Regions from separate parts of the Homo sapiens genome. Here region 2 is linked to region 1. Evidence: read pairs that join two places in POLR2A ChIA-PET (ENCODE). Cell type or tissue: A673. All regions are shown on one strand. Each heading gives the region's core, and the rest is flanking DNA. Links, peaks and the distances in the headings are about the cores only. Region 1 overlaps MLLT11 (MLLT11 transcription factor 7 cofactor). Region 2 has its middle 2.8 kb from the start of CERS2.

What was found. Peaks named below come from ENCODE experiments on the same cell type or tissue, not always from the same donor. Only the 100,000 strongest peaks of a DNase experiment are listed, where the experiment ranks them.
Region 2: POLR2A ChIA-PET joins it to region 1 with 5 read pairs; 13 of 35 experiments call an interaction of 5 or more read pairs at or near these places.

Annotation. Positions count from the first base shown.
Region 1 is chr1:151,065,724-151,068,525 of GRCh38, forward strand. It overlaps MLLT11 (MLLT11 transcription factor 7 cofactor), which reads left to right. Exons shown (of 2, transcript NM_006818.4): 2 at 1,496-2,802. The coding sequence starts at 1,502. The coding sequence ends at 1,774. Among named protein-coding and RNA genes, the nearest start is that of GABPB2, 3.6 kb to the right of the region's middle. In A673, for the core only: no CTCF peak of the experiment used is centred there; no DNase peak of the experiment used is centred there; H3K27ac peaks cover 1,309 bases.
Region 2 is chr1:150,976,235-150,979,036 of GRCh38, forward strand. It overlaps a transcript of ANXA9 not described here. Among named protein-coding and RNA genes, the nearest start is that of CERS2, 2.8 kb to the left of the region's middle. RefSeq lists a cis regulatory region at 611-1,524 and enhancers at 751-1,254, 1,255-1,756. In A673, for the core only: no CTCF peak of the experiment used is centred there; a DNase peak (open chromatin) is centred at 1,257; H3K27ac peaks cover 1,160 bases.

The DNA of each region.
Region 1 (2,802 bases), core at 244-2,743:
ATACCATGAGCTATTAAACCAAAGTCAGGAGGAAGTCAAGTATTTTTAAGTATAATAGGAGTTTGGGCTAGGGGAACGGGGGTTCCTCTATAGACTTGGAGTTTTTTGTTTGTTTTGTTTTGTCTTTTTGTTTTTTGAGACAGGGTCTCACTCTATTCCCCAGGCTGGAGTGCAGCGGCACAATCTCAGCCCACTGGAACCTCTGCTTCCTAGGCTCAAGTGATTCTCCCACTCAGCCTCCCAAGTAGCTGGGACTACAGGCGTGCACCACCAGGCCCAGCTAATTTTTTGTATTTTTTGTAGACGGAGTTTTGCCATGTTGCCCAGGCAGGTCTGGAACTCCTAGTCTCAAGTCATCCGCCTGCCTTAGCCTCCCAAAGTGCTGGGAATACAGGTGTGAGCCACTGAGCTCTTGAATGGAGTCCTGAAATGTGGAAAGTCTTTTTTTTAAGACAGAATCTTGCTCTGTTGCCCAGGTTGGAAGGCTCACTGCAACCTCACCCTGCTGGATTCCAGCAATTCTCGTGCCTCAGCCTCCCTAGTAGCTGGGACCACAGGCACAAACCACCATGCCTGGCTAACATTTTGTATTTTTAGTAGAGGCAGGGTTTCCCCATGTTGGACAGGCTGGTCTCAAACTCCTGGCCTCAAGTGATCCACCCACTCTGCCTCCCAAACTTCTGAGATCACAGGCATGAGCCACCACACCTGGCTGAAATGCGGAAAGTATTTTAAGGTGGAGAATGGAGAGAGTTAAGCAAGACAGGAATGAGCATAACTGTAACAGAGGATATACCACTGCTGGGAAGAATGGGCTAGATTTTGGAAGGCCTTGAAAATCAGACCCAAGATCAATTTGATGCAATAGATGGTAAATAAGTCATTCCAAGATGGGAAGTTTAGAAAATAGTAGAAATTCGGCCGGGCGCGGTGGCTCACACCTGTAATCCCAGCACTTTGGGAGGCCGAAGCAGGCAGATCACGAGGTCAGGAGATCGAGACCATCCTGGCTAACATGGTGAAACCCCGTCTCTACTAAAAAATACAAAACATTGGCCGGGCGTGGTGGTGGGCACCTGTAGTCCCAGATACTCGGGAGGCTGAGGCAGGAGAATGGTGTGAGCCCAGGAGGTGGAGCTTGCAGTGAGCCAAGATCGTGCCACTGCACTCCAGCCTGGGCGACAGAGCAAGACTCCGTCTCATTGAGAGAAAAAAAAAAAAAAAGTAGAAATTCATAATAAAGGGTTTCTGAAGCTTGTCCAAGGGAACTTGGATTCTCTCCAGAGGCAATTGGGGATGGTGAGTTTCTTTTTTTTCCTCCCCAAATTCCTTTTTACTGGTGGGATTGGAGGATATACAATTTTCTTTCTTTAATAGAAAAAAAAAAAAAAAAGAAATTCCTTTTTACCAGTATGTGGAGTATCTAAGCAAGGAAAGGCCATGGGCCACAAAGAAGTTGCTGTAGCATGAAGACTGACAAGTGGTTTCTTTCTAGGAAGCTATGAGGGACCCTGTGAGTAGCCAGTACAGTTCCTTTCTTTTCTGGAGGATGCCCATCCCAGAACTGGATCTGTCGGAGCTGGAAGGCCTGGGTCTGTCAGATACAGCCACCTACAAGGTCAAAGACAGCAGCGTTGGCAAAATGATCGGGCAAGCAACTGCAGCAGACCAGGAGAAAAACCCTGAAGGTGATGGCCTCCTTGAGTACAGCACCTTCAACTTCTGGAGAGCTCCCATTGCCAGCATCCACTCCTTCGAACTGGACTTGCTCTAAGGCCAAGACTTCTCTCTCCCATCACCTTGCCCTCATTGTCTTCCCTCTCAAGCCCCTTCCTTTCCACTCCTTTCCCATTTTAATCTTGTTCTCTCCCTACTGTGTTGGTGGTGCTGATGAATCTGCCAGAGTTGAGTTCTATGTATTTATTTATCTATCTGTCTACTCCATTTCTCTCAAAAGCCCTCAAGTCACAAAGTAAATGGTTCAAGCAATGGAGTACTGGGTCACAGGGATTCCTCCTTTCCCCCCCAAATATTAACTCCAGAAACTAGGCCTGACTGGGGACACCTGAGAGTAGTATAGTAGTGCAAAATGGAAGACTGATTTTTGACTCTATTATAATCAGCTTCAGAGATTCCTTAAACCTTCCTAATTTCCTGCTCCAGGGCAGTAAACACAAATATTTCTTCAAGGGGTGATGAAAACCTCGGAAGTTTTAATTTGAGGTTATCTGCTACGAAACAGTATTTCTAAAAGGCTAAAGTGATAAGTCTCTTGCTTTTTTTTGATCCTGCTCTTATATTCTTTTTTTTCCTCAGAGAAATCAGGAGGGTAGTTAGAGGTATAAAACAGGAGGAAATATTATGGAAAATGAAAATAGGGAAAATAATTGAATCATTTTAGAAGTAGCTAATTTCTTTTCTCAAAAGAGTGTCCCTTCTTCACACCTACTCACTTTACAACTTTGCTCCTAACTGTGGGTTGAAAACTCTAGCTAAAGAAAGTTATCAAATCTTAACATGCATTCCTACTATTATGATAGTTTTTAAGGTTTCAATTCAATCTTCTGAACGGCATAAGTCCTATTTTAGCCTTACCTCCTGCATTTGCAATACGTAATACTGATCAGTGGGCACAGTTCTTCAGCTACATTGAGACCCTGAAATGAACAATTATATTCTGACTCGACATCTTGTCCCCAATCCTTCCAAAAATATTGATGGTGATTTGTGCTACCATTTACTCGTTTATTTAATAAAGACATTCAATCCCAGGACTGGAGTCTAATTTTCTCTCTTCACAAG
Region 2 (2,802 bases), core at 215-2,714, 90 kb before region 1:
GTATTGCCTTTTTTATGCTGTTGCAATCAGAGCCTCTGACAGTAGCTTGTTTCCCCGTTTATCTGGTCAAGTACTCGTAGGAAGGAGTGCAACCCCCACTAATCCAGTTGGAGGGCCCATCCCTCATCTCAGGCCCTTTCTGGAGGGTAAGGAGGTAGAGGCTGTCCGACCCAACTGTTTGTTCTGCCTCTCTTTTCAGGGGGACCCGCAGCCCTGACACACCATGGGAAAGATGAGAGTGGTGGCCCCTAACCAGCTCCCAGGGTTTCTCTAGGCTTTTCTAAGCCCCAGGCCTGCCTGATCTCCCAGTTTCCAGCAACCCCTCCAGCTGTGTTTTTCTCCTCCCTCCCTTATTAGCATATCTTCCATTGTATCTTTCTTTCCTTTCTTTTTTTTTTTTTTCCTTTGGAGAGGAGGTCTCACTCTGTCACTGCAGCCTCGACCTTCCAGGCTCAAGCTATCCTCCACCTCAGCCTCCCAAGTAGCAGGGACCACAGGCGACGCCACCATGCCCGGCTAATTTTTGTATTTTTGAGATTTCACCATGTCGCTCACGCTGGTCGTGAACTCCTGAGCTCAAACCATCCACCCGCCTTGGCCTTTCAAAGTGCTGGGATTACAAGCATGAGCCACCTTGCATCCCAATTGTCTCTTTCTACCCCCTTGGAACTCTCCTCCTTCAGCCTTCTAATTCCAAAGTTCCCTCTTCCTTTCTTCAGTGCTCTCCCCAGAGTCCTTATCTGCTACACACCTACACACCTTTTTTCCAGCATAGTTCCAGGGCTCTTTGGGCCGCAGCTCACCTTCGGGTCTCTAACACTCTCCACACCTCCGTCCTATTCATCTTCCTTCTTTTAGTTCTGAATCCCTTTCTTGTGGTTTTCCTAAGTGCCAGGCTTTCCTGTAGTCCCTACCAGACTTTTCAAATGCTTCCTCAGGAGAACTGAAGACTGGTTAACTTTTTTTTCTTTTTTTTAAGATAGCAGTGGGGAGGGGAAGTTCTGGGGCAGAAGTTGGATAACCAGGGCCTGAGAAATAAAGATAAGAGGGTATATTCCTCCCCCAGGAGACAAAAGAGAAGGTGGATGGAGAAGGGGAAACTGGGCCTCAGCCAGCACCGGGATGATGCGACCAGCTTTGTCAGCACGCTTGGGGAGCATACACACCGCTTGCCTTGGCTGGACCGGAGACTGTGATCACCACCCTTCCAACCCATCCCCCAACACGCAGGCTGGCATGGCCACGCCCACAGTGCCCCAAGTGCTGCCTGCCTTGCAGTGACTCACTTCCTCTGTATGGGCTGCTGAACTGTCCCAAGGAGAGGACAGGCCATCTCCAGGCCTTCAGCCCCGAGTTTAGATATCTGGGCAGGCTTTGTGGATGGGCAAGCATACAGGGAGCCCAAATGTGGAAGGTAGGTTTTTTCAGGTCAGGTGGAACTGTTAACACTGAAGCCTATTTGGGTAAGAAGCAGAGCCTAGCTAGTACCTAATGGAGATTCAGGGGCCAGGAGTATCGGGGAGGAAACATTTCCTAACAGAGAGGTAAAATAGCCAAGAGGAGTTTCTATGTATTCTGAAATCAGGCAATGGAAAGTATTTGCAGAAAAGCAATGTAGGGACCAGGCGTGGTGGCTTATGCCTGTAATCCCAACACTTTGGGAGGCCGAGGTGGGTGGATCACCTGCGGTCAGGAGTTCAAGACCAGCCTGCCCAACATGGTGAAACCTCATCTCTACTAAAAATACAAAAGTTAGCTAGGCATGGTGGCACATGCCTGTAGTTCCAGCTACTTTGGAGGCTGAGGCAGGAGAATTGCTTGAACCTAGGAGGGTGAGGTTGCAGTGAGCCGAGATCATGCCACTGCCCTCCAGCCTGGCAACAGAGTGAGACTCCATCTCAAAAATAAATAAAAGGCTGGGTGCAGTGATTCATGCCTATAATTCCAGCACTTTGGGAGGCCGAGGTGGGCGGATAACCTGAGGTCAAGAGTTTGGGACCAGCCTGGCCAACATGGTGAAACCCTGTCTCTACTAAAAATACAAAAATTAGCTGGGTGTGGTGGTGGGCCCTGTAATCCCAGCTACTCGGGAGGCTGAGGAAGGAGAATCACTTGAACCTGGGAGGCAGAGGTTACAGTGAGCTGAGATCACACCACTGCACTCCAGCCTGGGTGACAGAGTAAGACTCGGTCTCAATAAATAAATAAATAAAAGCAATGTGGGACTTGGAGGCTGAAGAGGTGGACATGCATGAACAGTGGAGGCGGTGTATGTGGCTGCCTTTCCCCTGTATTCCACTGAGAGGGAGCCCAAATCTGCCTCGCCTGCATTGAGGGATGAAGAAAACACTGAGAGGCAGCTGAGAAACATGGATGCTAGTTCCAACTCCATGGCCTCGGGAAGTCACTCAGACTCCTTGAGTCAGTAATGAAAAGGTAGTAGATTAGAGGCTGGGCGCAGTGGCTCATGCCTGTAATCCCAACACTTTGGGAGGCCGAGGTGGGCGGATCACAAGGTCAGGAGTTCAAGACCAGCCTGGCCAACATGGTGAAACACTGTCTCTACTAAAAATACAAAAATTAGCTGGGCATGGTGGTGCATGCCTGTAATCCCAGCTACTCAGGAGGTTGAGGCAGGAGAATTGCTTGAACCAGGGAGTCGGAGGTTGCAATGAGCCGAGATCGCGCCATTGCACTCTAACCTGGGCAACAGAGTGAGACTCTGTCTCAAAAAAAAGAAAAGAAAAGGTGGTAGATTAGATCCTCTCTAAGATTTCCTCCAACTCTGCAATTCTAAAATGT